2 separate regions of the Mus musculus genome follow, and region 1 is linked to region 2. Evidence: chromatin loops called from intact Hi-C (ENCODE). Cell type or tissue: gastrocnemius. All regions are shown on one strand.

Region 1 (8,000 bases), 110 kb before region 2:
GGTCAGATCAGGGACACCTACTTCAGGGAGTCCCCCAAGTGCCTGTCAGAGAAGCTACTAGCCCTACTTTTAAGACTGTAGTTAGCAATTGATGACAAAACCATAGTGACCTTAAGACAAATACCTATACCTACCAGTGCTAGGAATAGAATCTAGGAACACACAGGCTAGGCCGTTCTACCACTGCGCTCCATAGTCATTGCCAGTCAGACCTCCTTAAAGTACCTGAAGTGCCACTAACTAACTGCATGCTTCCTCTATCCTTAAAAAAGCCACAGATTTCTTCACCCTGGGTTGGTGTCTGGACTGCAGTCATAGTCTCTGTTTCCAAATAAAAGTCCTTTGTTAGAGAGTTATTGGTATGTTTTGGTTGTACCTTGGCAACAACAAAATGTCACAAAAATGTCCCTGTGGCAGAAATGAATTCCTTCACCCTTTCCTAGGTCAAAGCAAAGATAGCATGTTCTTGGAGACTCCAGCTTTGCCTGTGTCTGTTGTTCACCCCAGGCTAGCAGGTGATTATTTTTTCTCTGACCTCAGCTTATTTTTGTACCTTTATGTCACATACACATATCCATCCTGGGTCCTGACATTCTGGGCTATTTCAGGAGTGTCACAGAAGCCTACTTGGTCTTGAATGTCCACTCTGTGACAATCCAAAGCTTCAGTGGGTTGAATTCTCTCCAGATGCTCAGAGTCATTGTGACTTCCCAAGGACTGGCAGGCTCTAAAGCCCCACTGCCATGTGGATCTGTGGGTCAGCTCCATGTCTCAGCACACTAAGGCACAGGGAGCAACCCGGGGTCTGCATCTGGCTTCAGCTGTAGGAAGAGTTCCTGGTTTAGGGTTTGCTTTGCCTCCTCCTAGGCCTTGAAAGAACTTGGAATGGCCAAGTGTTTTGAGCCTGTGGTGTTTGGCCCTTGCCAAACATATCAGCTTGCAGAAAATGTCTATATTTCCAGGAGCCTGTGACAGCCAGTCCCTTCCACCCCACCCCCACTTCAGCAAGGGCTGGAGCTGCCTGCTGTCCCATGAAAACACGGTGGTCTTTACTCCTCCACCCAGCCTTTAGCCAAGCACTGCACTGCTCACCAGACCTGAGAGCTGCTAAGTCATTCAATGAAGAATTCTTGCTAGAATATAGTCAGGCTTCCCAGAGATGTAGTCCTGGCCTAGCAAGGAAAGAGTGGAAAAAGAAATGGGGCAAGCAGAAGGATGTCTGCTGTGAGGTGGACGGAGCCATAACTCGCTGTATTCTCAATGATATAAGACAAATCAAATCCTCTTCCCATTTATTTGATTTTGGCCAAGTATTCTTGTCCAAAATTAAAATCAGATGTTTTTCTCTTTCTCCCCCCATTTTGGCACCCCCTCCAACCCCAAGCAAATGGTCACAAACACTCACTTAATGTAATTTACTGGAGCTTTTTCCTAAAGGGACATTTATGTTTCTTTCTTTTATGCATGCAGTAACTTTTGATCAAAACATGACTCCACTCCCTCATTTAACGTGGAGTATGTGGATTAAAGGCCTCTTTGAATCTTAAACACAGATTATGGCTTTCTTTCCCTTTAAGCAAACCGCCATAAAACCCTGGCCCCTCTCCCGTTTTCTTCATTAAAGCTCTGTTTATTACTGTGTTTTCGGATGGCAGTCATTAAGTGATTGTTAGCACAATGAGCACTTGATTATAATTATTCATCTGGCAATCAGTTATTGAAGCAGTCCGGTGGTGTGATTCAAAGGGAGCGTGCTGGTACCTGCCAGCATCTTCTAGATCCTTGGCCTTAGTGAGGTGGGGAGGAAGCTGATATAAACACATAGACAGAGAGGCTCAAGCTTTCTCTGAGTGGATGCTTTCATGTTGTTCTAATCTGGCTCTTAGCCTTTCTTGTTCCACAAGGTAAATGAACAAAGGTGATAAAATAAGATGTAGGCAAGAGTGTTTATGCTCCAAACTCCTGAATCAATAAACACATTTCAGGTTAGTAGTATATTTATATAAAATAGCTATATAAATGTTTTTATACTCGTTATTATTGTTAACACAGCATGGGAAATTTTTAAATCTTCATGTGCACACACTAGTATGGCAGCCAGTGGACTACCTTGGGCATCAGTCCTCACCTACTTGAGACAGGAGCTCTTATTGGCTGCTGCATACCAGAGATTAGCTGGCCCATGAGTTGATGGGACTCTCCCATCCCTACCTTCCATCTCACAGCAAAAGCACTGGAATTATAGAGACTTACTACCACTTGGGCTTTACATGGGTTGTAGGGATCCAAATTCAGTTCTCACATTTGTGAGGCAAGGGTTTTGTCCACTGATCTATGTCCCCAGCCTCGGCACTGACTTTGGACTGTTCTGGGGATGCTGCTACCCTACAGTGGGTGTTAGTGACCAGTGGTACTCATTATACAGACCAGTGTGCTCCTGCCACAAGCAGAGGCCCTACTTAACTCAGACCCTTCTAGTCGTGACACATTTTAACCAACCTGAGCAAAATATCTTTGCTTATGGAAATGTCATATGTTGAATCTGCTCATGGATTAAAAGAGCAGCAGGAAACCAGGGCTCCAGGATCTTTACTTGGTTCTCTGTGGATCTCAGCTGAGCCTCTATGTGTGGGGCTTCATTCTGAAGGGAGTCACCTAGCCTTTTTTCCATGGCAGAGGATTTAACCATCCGCAGTCATAGGTTGCTTGGTGGAGAGCAGCAGACTCTACCTTCTATTCATCAATGTCCAGAAGCTAGGGATGTAACTCCATGGTAGAGAACTCGCCTGGCTTACATAAGGCCCGAGGTTCAATCCCTGGTACTTCTAAAAGGAGGAAGGGAGGGAAGAACAAGAAAATAAGAGAAGGGAAAAGTCAGAAAGGACCTAGATTGGCCCCATCCAGTTGCATATCTACTTCTTGATTAATCCCATGTCCATGGAAACAGTATATGCGATGGATCCAGACTGGACCACATGTTATTCTTGTGGGTAGGGCATGGAAGATGGAGTCCTGGGGTTGGCAGGCCCATTAGTTAGAAACACTGATTTCTTCCTGTAAGTGGTATCCCAGTGACTGAGAAAAGTCTGTGATTGTTAGTAAAATAGAAATTAACCTGAAAATGTCAACCTGTAATCCCCAAAATTCTCTAGATGTATTCCAAAGCAAATTTTGACATTTCACTTAGAAACATTCCACCTTGTTAAACCCAAGTTTAAAAGCAAAGAAGTTCCCACATGCATTTCAAATGATGCTCTTGTCTCATCTGAATTGGTCCCCAATCCCCAAGTCCCTCTCTATGGTCTAGGGAGAGGATCACAAAGAGACAAACCAAGAGGAGTTAGAGATGTGTCCTACCCTGGCTTTGGTGTCATAGCTGTGCTAGCACTGCGCCATGTGGAATTTGGGGTTCTAGGAAGTGCTGTCTACAACCACCTCAACACTTGGGATGACTTCTAAGAGTCTGAATGACAACATTCTGACTCTTGGTTTGCTTCCTCCTTTGAAGCTGTGGCTACAAAGGCAAAACGCCTGTAAAAGACTTTTTAAGAGTAAGAGGCTTGAAAGAACGGAACAGCAACTGAAAGTCACACACACTCCAAACATGATTTAACCAGTCTTGCTTACAAGGAGTATATGAAGTGCCCTATTTACTGGGCTAATAAGGAAGACAGTTGCAATACAAGCTCAGGCTTGAATAAAAATAGTCATTCTCAATTTCCCATTTCTCTTATTAATGCATGTTTATTATTCACTAAGTATTTAATGTGTACAGCTGAGCTGTCTAAGCTCCAGGTAACTCGAGTGACTAATAGACCTCCAAGCTGAACACACAGGGCGCAGCCAGCATCTCCTCATGTGTGGATATTTGCACACACACAGGCTCTTTTTGAATTTGTGGATTTTGGCTATGGCCCGAGAAGTTTCTTGGGAATCTAATCTTCTCAATGGCAAGCTCCAGCGTTGCCCTTGCCAGGAGTTTAGTTCATGTAGACCTGGTGCCAATTTTCTTTTCACATATGTGAAGTAACAGTTTGGCACCCAGCAAACACACCAACGCCTCAGCAAAGACTGGAGTTTTTCAGAAAGCAAAGTGAACATATTTGGAACTAATTCTCTTCAGGTAAACTGGGTTGGAATTAAATGTTGTTAGAGATTGCTGTGTCTGTGCAATTGTAGATGTCAAAGGTCACAGCAATAAAGTATTTTTGTTTTATAGAGTTGTCCTTGGAAAGGCCACAGACCATATGACAGCAGAGTGCCCAGTGCCAGCCTCAAATCCAAATTCCATAAAGTTCCATCTGAAGCCCAGCAGGCCACCAGGCCCCACTTCTGAAGCAGGGCGCCCCACTTCCTGGGGCCAGCTAGCTCAGCCTGCTTTCCCAGCCCAAAGTGATGCATGTCCCCAAAACAGGGAGGGTAAACTTCAGCCAGCCCTGGTAGACAGTTCAAAAGCTGAAGACACCAACACTGGCGTTTTGGCAAGTGAAAGCCACAGGAGATCCACCCCGTTGTCACCATTCTGCTTGCCCGTGCTTGTGCATGAGTGTGTGTGGGGTGTGTGTATGTGTGTGTGTGTCTGATTTTCCTTGTTATTTTTAAAAGCTCAGTTCCTCTCACATAGATCACTTTCATGTCACCATCAACAGCAGGACTATATATCCTTCCAAATGACAAAATACTGAAGTGAAGGAAGGCACTTGCCCAAGATTTTGAGGATTTTGTGTGCCCTAGAATTCATCGAATGACTTTGTTATTATTATTATTTGATATTTACTTTATTTACATTTCTCTCTCTCTCTCTTTCTTTCTTTCTTTTTTTTTTTTTGTTTTTTTGTTTTTTTGTTTTTTGTTTTTCGAGACAGGGTTTCTTTGTGTAGCCCTAGCTGTCCTGAAACTCACTCTGTAGACCAAGCTGGCCTCGAACTCAGAAATCAGCTTTCCTCTGCCTCCCAAGTGCTGGGACTAAAGGCATGCCACTGCCCGGCCTATTTACATTTCAAATGTCCCCTTTCCTAGTTTCCCTTCTGAAAACCCCCTATCCCTTCCCCTGTCCCCCTGCTTACCAACCCACCTACATCTGCTTCCTGGCCCTGGAATTCCCCTACACTGGGGCATAAAGCCTTCACAGGACCAAGGCCCTCTGCTCCCATTGATGACCAAATAGGCCATCCTCTGCTACATATCCAGCTAGAGCCATGAGTCCCACCATGTGTATTCTTTGGTTGGTGATTTAGTCCCTGGTAGCTCTGGGGTTACTGGTTAGTTCATATTGTTGTTCCTCCTATGAAGCGGTTAACCCCGTCAGTTCCTTGAGTCCTTTCTCTAGCTCCTTCATTGGAGACCCTGTGCTCAGTCCAATGGTAGGCTGCGAGGATCCACCTCTGTGTTTGTCAGGCACTGGCAGAACCTCTCCAGAGACAGCTAAAACAGGCTTCTGTCAGTAAGCACTTGTTGGCATCTACAAATGGGATCAAATGACTTCTTATTCGTGGTTCCCCATATCTCCTAAAGATGCTGGGAAGTCCTTTGTCTTCTCTCCAAACCAGAACTGCGTGTAGTGGACCTGAGAAAGCCTTGCTTACCCAAGCCACCTTAGTAGATTTCTATCCCAAGGTCACTGTCAGGTCCACAGCTCTGCCAAGGACAGCTTTCCATGGTGGAGAATTGTGTCGAGGACAGGAGGGCCTTATGCACTTGAGAGCTCAGCTAGCAGCTGAACACTGACTGACTGGCCTCTCCCCCCCATTCCTCTCCCCACCCCTGAGGCATCAGACCCAGCTACCACCTGCTAACATGTCTGAAGAAAGCAAGAGGCCTCGGTCATAGCAGATGATTGGAGTTGATGCCAAAACTGCAAACAAGCCATAAATTACACTGTTCTCACAGTGCAGCCACTGCTCGTTAGTTATGGGGGAAACGGACTCCCTTTAATCTGTTTTATTTATGGTAGATGAGAGTTGATCTTTTTTCTTCTTGGCAATGCTGTCATCTTGTATAATTATAAGATCAGGTTTTCTCACTGAGTATTTTTGACCGGTTCTTGGAGTTCTCTGTACAAAGCCCTATGCTATCTACTATTGGAGACAGAAGTCTTGTACTCAGCAGGTGGGGACTGACAGCTGAGGAAGAGAAAATTCTGGAGGGGGATGGTGTTACACGGGCACAGCACTGTGAATGTTTTTTAATGACACAAAACTGTGCACTTAAAAAATAACTTAAATGTCATGTATGCATCACACAGTGGTATATTTTACCATAGTGGAAAAAAAATCCTTCTACTTTTTTTATGTCAGAGTTCATCATGTATTGCTATACTTACGTTTTATTTTGTGTATGTTTTGCCTCTGTGTGTGTGTGTGTGTGTGAGTGTGTGTGTGTGTGTGTGTGTGTGTGTGTGTGTGTGTGTGAAAACACCATGTGCATGCAGTGCTCAAACAGGCCACCAGAGGGCATGGGATATCCTGGAACCCATTATAGACACTCATGGGGGCAGGTCCTCTGGAAGAGCAGTCAGAGCTCTTAACCACCAAGCCATCTCTCCTGCTGTATATTTGCTGTGCATTTTAGGTTTTATGTATGTCTCTTAGGAAAATGGAAGCTTGCATGGCTAGCACAGGATTTGGAACTCGGGGGTTTCCTGGCTTCGTAACAGGTTTTCACTTTAGATTTCTCCTATTATCATGGTCTTAAGTTGCAAGTGATGGCAATTTGCAGCACAAGGAAAGGCAGAATGTCCAGTCCTGCTTTCCACAGTGCCAGACTTGGCCAGAGCTTTGGTGAGCTGAGCATGCCATCTGTGAGAACCAGCCCAGCCTGGTGGTCAGTAAGAGCTGAGCCCCTGGACCTGGCGGTCTGCCTATGCCTCTGAACATGAGTTCCACCATCCTCGCAAGCTGTAGCATCTTTGTCTGTGGAAATGAGGACACTACTTTCAGAATGATCAGACCTCAGTCCATGACCCTACACTGAGAACTCCATAGGTAGTAAGTCCCTGTCACCTTCCTTGCCTCTAAGCCTTTTCTCACAACAGACTGCATGGTAGGATAGCTGCTGATCCCTTCCTCCTGAGCATCTCATCACACACACACACACACACACACACACACACACACAAAAACCTTCCTATTCTTAGTGATCTGGGCTCTGCCTATCTTTGAGCTGGGTGGATATGTTGATGCTAGGGCAATGGAGAAGGGAGCAGGTCCTGGTACCCTGCCTGCCAGGACAGCTATGCAGACAGCCTGCTCTATGCCTCTGCTGTTGCCTAAAGGCCCCACTGTCTCATCCCCACCCTCCAGGTTCTCGAGGACTGGAATGTCTTCCTCTGACCTCTTGCCCCTTAGTCTAGAGCCCCCAAGAAGAAAGACACTAAACACAGACCTAGGTCTTTTCCCCCATAGCCAGCTTTTCTTACAGTGGTATGAGAGCAACCATCTGGGGCCTGGCATCCTTATATCGCTGTGCCTCCCTCCAGCCCAAAGGGACAGTCAGACCATCTTTAGGCCTCCCCGAGAGCTGGAACTGAGGGTGGAGGCTGAGCAGAGAACTTGGGTTGGTAAAATTACCTTGAATCCCTAAGCTGACAGCATTTCGGTCCCTTACTGAATGCTAGGAAACTGAAATCCACCCCACTAGGCTTCAGTCTTATGGGAGGAGCTGGTGCCCAGGCTTATCGGGACTGTTCAAGCCTTCTCTTGAACCTTTGGGAGACTTTACACTTGTAAGTGCTTGAACATGAGAATCTGAACTGCACAGCTACTGAATTGTACCTGTACATCTGTGTCACTAGTGCCCCAGCAAGATGTGGAACAGGCTCCATCCAGTCTCTCTCAAACCTCCTTCTAGTCTGTACCCCCAAATCTCCACCCTTCTAACTTGTATCTTACCCAGGTACAAAGTACTTGTAAAATCTTTCCCTTCCGTGCCCAGCCCAAAGTCACACCTCATCTAAGTAATGGTATTTAGGAACTAAAACTTGGACTTGGGGTATAGGTCAG
Region 2 (8,000 bases):
GGTATGAAGTGATGTCTGAGGCCCTGCTTGGCTCTGTGGTGATGAGTTAATTAGAGAAAACACAACAGTTTATAATTAAAGACTGCATTATACAGCAGTGACCACAGCCCGGGGGGAAGGCCTGCAGACCTTTTACCACTTCCTGGAGCCCAAGAAGGCCCTGAGCTATGCCTTGGGGTTGTGCCAGTCACCAAGGCAGCAGCTCTGCCCTCATGAGGCTTCTGACCTTCCAGTGGGGTGGGTACACTCGCTCACTCGCTTGGGAGTTCAAAGGGGAAAGGAAAGGGAGGGCTGGCTGGGGCTGCCCTATGTCTCTTTTATGGACACAAAGGCAAAAGTGTGCTTCTGTAGGTACCATGGGATCAATTGGAAGCATAAAGCAGGATGCAGTGGTTAGCTGTGGGGCGTGGTGGTAAGAGGCCATGAGGCTTCTGAGCTTATTCACCAACACAAGCAAGTCTACTAAGTCACTCATCATTAGCATAGAAACTGGTTCTCACGAGTTAGACAGATCTTCTGTTTCAATACCTCAGACTCCCCAGAACCAGCACTGGGGTATCTGCTTCCCTTTATTGGCCTTTCAATCCTCCTCCGAAGTGACTATGAAGGCAGGCATCAGGATGGGGTTGCCATGCAGGGAGCAGCCCCAGCCATTTAGAACAGGTCTGGGTACATGGGGCACCTCCGTGGGAGAAAGTGGATTTAGCAGAAGATAATGTAGGCTCTGGTCCAAGACCTCAAGGAGGTCAGGCAACCCAGAGTGGATTCAAAAGTAAGATGCAGGGGTTCTTGTGTGCTACAGGGTAGGCGCTGGCCCATCCTCGTGGCGGCCGCTGAGAGAAGGAAGGCAGTGAGGACACAGTTCCCCTGACACATCCAGGGTTGTCGTTGCACCAACCTGGACAAGCGAAGCTTCCCACCTACACCTTCACTACTAAAGCCAATGGGACAAACACTGAGTCTGTCCCCTGCTGACAGGCAGGACACTGGCCTGTGCCCCAGATGAAATCAAATGCCACCTACCCCCGTCCACACGTGTTCCACACCACTGCCCTGGCACGCTGGAGGGCTGGCAGGTTCAATGCAAACAATTGCAGCGTACCTCATTTAAACTGTACCAACTTCTCCTCTGCTTTGTTTGTTTGTTTGTTTGTTTGTTTGTTTGAGACAGGCTGTCTATAGAGCCCTGGCTGTCCTCACTATAGACTGGCCTGGAGTGTAGACTGGCTAGCCTGGAACTCATAGAGATCCACCTGCCTCTGCCTCCTCTGGGCTGGGATTAAAGGCATGCACCTCCAGGCTTAGCTGTGTTCGCACTGTTTACAGGAGAGAACGCCATGTATGATTGGTACCCATCCTTCCACACAGCCCTCGCAGTGGAGACCAGATGTGTGTGGTGTTTACAGCGAGGAAACCAGAGGACATAAACAACTGGCTCTGAGCACTACTCAGGTTTTGCTGCGCTTTTCTTAATTTCCTGTGTATTTATTTTGGTGTTAGAATAATATTACCTTTCATAATAAGGAAAACAGGAGCAGATGTTTAAACTAAACAGATGATAGCCTGGGATCCCACGCATCCACTCGGCTCTCAGCTTCTAGGTCTGCTCTTCCAAACATCGAAGGAAACAGGACAGCTAACTGTTGGCATTTGTGCTTTCTGTGGAACCACACACCCACCTGGGGGAGCTGCAGAACTTCCTCCTGGGACACAAGGAAGGAACCACTGTCCTAGCAGCCTCTACGTGCCTCACCCGGGCCAGCCAGGCACTCTGTTTTGTTTTTTAAAGATTATTTGTTGACAAAGAAATCACATTAAAAGTTTTGAGCTTTCGATGTGGATTCTTTTTTTCTTTTCTTTTTTTTTTTTTTTTTTTAAAGACAATGCATGAATCCCAGCAGAAATCGCGTCTGGTGGCTTCTGGAGAATCCAGCCTTTGAGACGAGAGGGTTTGGAAGCTGAGAAGCTGAGGTGCTTTTTATATGTAGAGGAAACTTGTCAAAGTAAAGTGATATCTTATTTTTAAAAAGGCAAAACAACAACAAAACCCCTTTAAATGAGATTTTTCCCCCATAAAGTTAATTTTAAAGCAGGCTTGAGAGAGAAAGGGTATGTTTTCAACAACTTAAGAAGCAGATCTTAAACTTTTACACGAACACAACCAACTCTGCTCCCTCTTTTAACTTCTGTTCAAGACAAAGCAGACAACTCTCTAGGATTACTAGGTGAGAGACCCCAGAGCCTGCTGCCCACAGCAGGAAGACACCAGGAAAGACTCCCGGCAGCCCCAGGTCTCTCCCTGCCCGGCCAGTGCCACAACTCAGCCCCATTACCCTGGTCTCAAATCGCACGTAGGTAAGATTCCAAAAGATGGGATTGGGGTTTTCTCCAGAGAAGCTTAACTTACTACAGGGAGTGCCCAGGGGAAGGGGAGGTGATGGGCAAATCTAGGGGTGGGGGTATTTTCCACTTTCTTCAGCCTTCCGGCTGCTTATGGTGTAATTGCCAGGGACTGGGGTTGGAGGGAGCCTGTCTCACTGTCAGCTCTCTGCACAGGAAATGGGGCGGCAGACAAAGAGCCCGGCCTGGGCTCCCTGACACCAGGCCCTGCCAGTCCCACAAACCTCACAGGAAAAAAACCCCTTGATGCCTGAGACAATGGCTCAGGAAAACAACAACTTACTGTGGCTTTCTGCTGTTGTTCCTCTACCACATGAAATTCAGAGCAAGGGTCCACACCGAACACTGTACACGGTGATACGTTTAAAAATAAGTCCCAAGGCCCCTCCCCTCTACTCCAGCACCCACATGTTTAACTTCTCCTTACTTCTGTAAATTCCTACTTATGCATAAAATGCCAACAAAATCAAAAGAGAAAAATCACTTATAATGTAACGATCTTGTCAGACCTTGCTAGTACATCACAAGTAAACTTTTAACAGCGTGTCTCCTCCAGCCCTCCCCGGCTGCCACCCTCCTGCCGGGCAAAAGCGAACTGTCCTGAAATGGTACACAACTCTCTTTCCACTCGCTCCACCATCACAAGAAAGACAAGAAAATGTTCATAAGCCAGTCAAAGCCCCCCTCCAAAGGAGGAGTGGCCATCACAAAAGCAAAGAGTACATTCTAGAACATCTACCTTCATAGCACAGAACGCCGATATTGTTGTTCATCTTGTCCAAGTATTGGTAGTTCAACAGGTCCATCTTCATAAACAGCATTTATCTGTCCGGCTAGCAAAGAAAAACAGTTCTTTGCTTTCACCCCCAAAGAGAAAGTTTCAAAATTCAGTCTTAGCTGAGTAGCTCCAGGCTCTCCTAAAACTTCAGGAAGACAGAGGCCCAGCCTCAGGAGATCAAAACAAAGTATGTAAAAGGTTTTTAAAAATCATACACACACACACACACACACAAAAATCAGACTCAAACAAAACCCGTCAAGGGCTTGTGGAAGGTGTCTGATTGTGTCTTCTATTCGGCTTTAAAAAATCATTTCAGAAGACTTCTCGAGCCCGTCTTGGGGGTTTAAAAAGAAAGCAGTAAAAAAGAAAAACACAAAGCACATTTCTCAGGACAAAGGCACTCTCCCTCACAGCCCGCTGCAAGCTGACTGCACTGACATGCGGGCTATGCTTGGTATGACTCGTATGTAAACCAGCTTCCTCTGCTTTTGGGAGGGGGTAGAGGGCTGCTGTGAGCATGCTCACTGGAGCCTCGGCTCAGGCTCCAGGCGCTGCAGAATTAGCAGGAAGCAGAAAGAGGCGGGGGCAGTGAGGCACAGGGGGTGAGGAGAGCCTTTCCTCCCCGGAGCCAGAGGCCGGCAGAGGCAGAGGCCGAGGAAGTAAACCCCAGCAAGTTTGTGGGTGTTTTGTTTGTGGGGGAGGCTAAGCACAAAGTTTAAAAAAGAAAATCTGCTGTGGAAGCAAAGTACAGGGAATTTAACTTTCCGTGACTTCGTTGCAAGGGCTGGGAATCCAGGGCTTCCACAGGGGTGTGCTCTGTTTGGTACAAGGTTTCTTTGTTTCTTTGTAAGATGGGTTTATTAAGTCCAGGGACACAGCGAGTGTTTACATTTTCTTTTTTTTTTTTTTTTTTTTTTTTTTTTAAAGATTTTATTTATTTATTTATTATATGTAAGTACATTGTAGCTGTCTTCAGGTCTCATTATGGGTGGTTGTGAGCCACCATGTGGTTGCTGGGATTTGAACTCAGGACCTCTGGAAGAACAATCAGTGCTCTTAACCGCTGAGCCATCTCTCCAGCCCGAGTGTTTACATTTTCAAAGTCAATGTTACATGTAACTTCCTTCCTAAACTCTGTAGCTGTACAGATGGACAGGACACCAGAGGCAAATCCGTCCTCAGAAGAGTAAACAGATCTGGGGACAAGTGAGTGGCCTACAGGTCTCTCTCTCCCTCTCTCCCTCCCTCTCTCTCTCTCTCTCTCTCTCTCTCTCTCTCTCTCTCTCTCTGTGTCTGTCTGTCTCTCTCTCTCGCTCTCTCTCTGTCTCTCTGTCTCTCTGTCTCTGTCTCTCTCTCTCTCTCTCTCTCTCTCTCACACACACACACACACACAAACACACACACACACACACACAAACGGGGGAGTGGGGAGCTGGCTGGAGAGGTGGTTCCGAGCACTGGCCACTTTTGCAGAACACTTGAGTTCAGTACCCAGCACTCATAAGCACCTGTAACTCTATTTCCATGGAACCTGACTCCCTCTTCTGGCCTCCATGGGTACCGCATGCAATGACACACAGACATTGGAAAAAAAAAATGTACAAAAAAAAAAAAATACTTTTTAAAAATCTGTTTTCCAAACTCATCTGGGAGGTTGTGACCAATCATGGAAACTTTAAAAATGTTCCAAGTTCAAATCCAGAGCAGTGCTGAGCTTCATCAGCATCATGGAAGAAAGGAAAAGACCTGCTCTAAGTGACTCTGCTGCAGCCTGGCAGAGTGGCACCAGCCTGTAATTCTAGCAGTCGGAATCCGAGGGAGAGGAACTGCCACAAGTTCCAAGACCTCTCTGGGCTACTGTCAGCTCTGTCACACCTTCCCAAGACTTCATTACAGTCACTTATTTTAAGATTGAAGCAATCCCCTACAGATGGAGGGGTACACACAAAACGCTTAGCAACTTCTCCTCCATGACTCAACATCAAATATGATGGTTTGTAGGCAAGGGGACACCAAGCTCAATCCCAGGGACCTATGTGGTAAACGGAAAGAACAAACTCCCCCCAAAGTCAGACGCAGACATGCTCAGCTTCCGTGTCCCCCCCCCCCCCAAAGATGGGGTCTCACTTTAAAGCCCTGGCTGTCCTGGAACTCACTATGTAGATGTGACTGACCTCAGACTCACAGAGATCCGCCTGCCTCTGCCCATCCAGTGCAGGGATTAAAGCTGTGTGCCACCATGCCTGCTCAGACACGCTCAGCTTTAAATGGCTGGCTGTTTTCATATTTCTCCACAATGCTCATCAACCCACGAGGGGTGTTTTCCTGATGCAATGAAGGTGAAGGAGGAAGCTCTCCACTTTAAAGTGAAAAGGCAAGATAATAATCCCTGGGAAGATATATGTCCTTTTTTTAAAGAGCTATTTTTATTTTTAATTATGTGTATAGAGTGGAGGCTGTGCATGTGACGCAGGTACCTACAGAGTCCAGAAGAGTTCTTGGAACCCCTGGAGCTAGAGTTACAGACAGCGATGAGCTGCCCAATGTGGCAGCTGGGAACGGAACTAGGATCCTCCGTAAGAGCAGAACGTGTTACAAACCACTCTGTTGTCCCTTCAGCTCCTATGCATCTTGTTGGTGATGGTGATTTTGTTTTTAAGACTGGGTCTCGCTTTATAGTCAAGGTTGGCTTAAACTCATGATTCACCTGCCTCTGCATTGCTGATATCAAGACTACAACCCCCACAGTCAGCTAATGGATGGATCACAGGGCTCCCAATGGAGGAGCTAGAGAAAGTACCCAAGGAGCTAAAGGGATCTGCAACCCTATAGGTGGATCAACATTATGAACTAACCAGTACCCCGGAGCTCTTGACTCTAGCTGCATATGTATCAAAAGATGGCCTAGTCGGCCATCACTGGAAAGAGAGGCCCATTGGACACACAAACTTTATATGCCCCAGAACAGGGGAACGCCAGGGCCAAAAAGGGGGAGTGGGTGGGTAGGGGAGTGGGGGTGGGTGGGTATGGGGGACTTTTGGTATAGCATTGGAAATGTAAATGAGCTAAATACCTAATAAAAAATGGAAAGAAAAAAAAAAAGACTACAACCGTGGGCCACCACATCCAACTGCAGTGTCTTTAAAGCTTAGTAACTAAAGGCAGTACAATTCTAAGCAATTAACAAGACCTTCAAAGGACCACGATGGAAGCACCTGACTTAAAACACAAAGTTGACAGGGAGCTATGAACGTTCAGAGCTGCAGAGGTGAATGTCTATATGGGATGTGTGTGTGTGTGTGTGTGTGTGTGTGTGTGTGTGTGTGTGTGTGTTCTTGCTAGTCACAGATTATGTCACATACTAGTATCAGATGACCAAAGTAAACTACATGTGGAAAAGACGAAAACCAAGGCCCAGCTGTAGTCAGTATAAGTCTCACCACAGCATACAATAGGTACTCTACAAATATTGGTTATGGCTCAGCCTCCTGGTGGAACAGAGATGGCGCCGTCACCACAGACACAAGCCCAGGCTAACCACTCAATCATTCTGCCTGCCAGAAAGCTGACTACTGAGTTAGTCTACATCAGCCAAACCCACGAGCAGCTTAAAAGCCGGGGGCCTGATAGCACTTTCAGATACTTATTAGAATCAAATGTTCCTACTTGAGCCTTTCGGAGAAGGGAACATTGTATCAAGTTTGGGAAGACTGGGAACACACAGCCCCCACTGAGCTATCAGGTCCCCGCCTCCAGTCCAGTCAACTGTTCTCTTTAAATTTCACAGTGGTTCCACTTTTAGACAATGGTTTCTGTCTAAAGGCGGTTCCCCATCACCATTCATGCAATTAAAATCAGTCTAAACTGATGCGTGAACAACAAAAGCAAAAAAAATCCAAAAAAGATTTTAGGAAATGAGCTGGTGTCCTTCATCAACTGAACAGCTGGATGTGTGAGAACTCAGGCTTACAGGCATCTCCGAATGTTCACATCCTCTACACATTCCTCAGCAGAGTACAAACAACCATCCAAGACACAGCATGGGCCAAGGCGCTTTCACCCTTGACCTATCTTAATACCCACAATGCCATTGTAAGACGGAAATCATGTGGTGCCCAGGATGGGACCAGGGCCTCAAGAATGTCAGCCACAGCCACAGTGCTACATAGAGTTTTAAGTTAAAACCTTGTGCCAGGCATGTGACACATACCTTTAATCCCAGCACTCAGGAGGCAGAGGCAGGCTGATCTCTGAGTTCGAGGCCAACCTGATCTATATAGTGAGTTCCAGGACAGCCAGGGCTACACAGAGAAACCTCTCAAAATACACACACATATACACACACACAGACACCACAACCAACACAACAAAAACAACCACAACAATACCCTTGCATTGATGATAAAGGAAAACCACTTAAGACTGACTTCTTTAGGATGCAAAGTTGAAGACCTGGTGGGAGCTCTCCTCTAGGAACCCTGACCAAGGAAGGACTAAGTGGTCCAGGCCATGTTCTTGAGGTCCATCCTGCACTTAGCTCTAAGGCAAGACTTAGGAGCTTTGTATAGCTCTCACCTGCCAGACTATGCATAAAGTCCAACGAACACACAATAGGTCTTCAACGTGTGAGTTGGAGTCTTTAAACAGGGGCACACCTGTTATCCAAATGTAGGAGAAAGAATCAAATTTCTTACTAGTGTGTGTCTCTCTGTCTAGTAGTGGGATGGAGAGTGGGGTGTCAGATGACAACTCTGCCGCCTTTCCTTCCACTTTCCCCTGGCCCCTGGAGGTTGAATTTAGATTGGCAGGACACCTTGAC

What was found. A loop is a pair of places that touch in the nucleus more often than their neighbours do. Peaks named below come from ENCODE experiments on the same cell type or tissue, not always from the same donor. Only the 100,000 strongest peaks of a DNase experiment are listed, where the experiment ranks them.
Region 1: a loop joins it to region 2, with 8 times the contacts of the local background. A loop is called at or near these places in 8 of 42 quality-filtered maps.

What each region holds. Positions count from the first base shown.
Region 1 is chr6:114,808,611-114,816,610 of GRCm38, forward strand. The region is part of intron 18 of Atg7 (autophagy related 7); the gene reads left to right. Among named protein-coding and RNA genes, the nearest start is that of Gm52917, 78 kb to the left of the region's middle. In gastrocnemius, a CTCF peak has its summit at 6,479 (motif pointing right); DNase peaks (open chromatin) are centred at 944, 3,938, 4,382, 5,733 and 3 more places; H3K27ac peaks cover 7,326 bases.
Region 2 is chr6:114,918,178-114,926,177 of GRCm38, forward strand. It overlaps Vgll4 (vestigial like family member 4), which reads right to left and starts at 3,644. Exons shown (of 5, transcript NM_177683.3): 1 at 3,140-3,644. The coding sequence starts at 3,221. In gastrocnemius, CTCF peaks have their summits at 1,669 and 4,746 (motif pointing left); DNase peaks (open chromatin) are centred at 2,516 and 3,721; H3K4me3 peaks cover 4,102 bases; H3K27ac peaks cover 4,451 bases.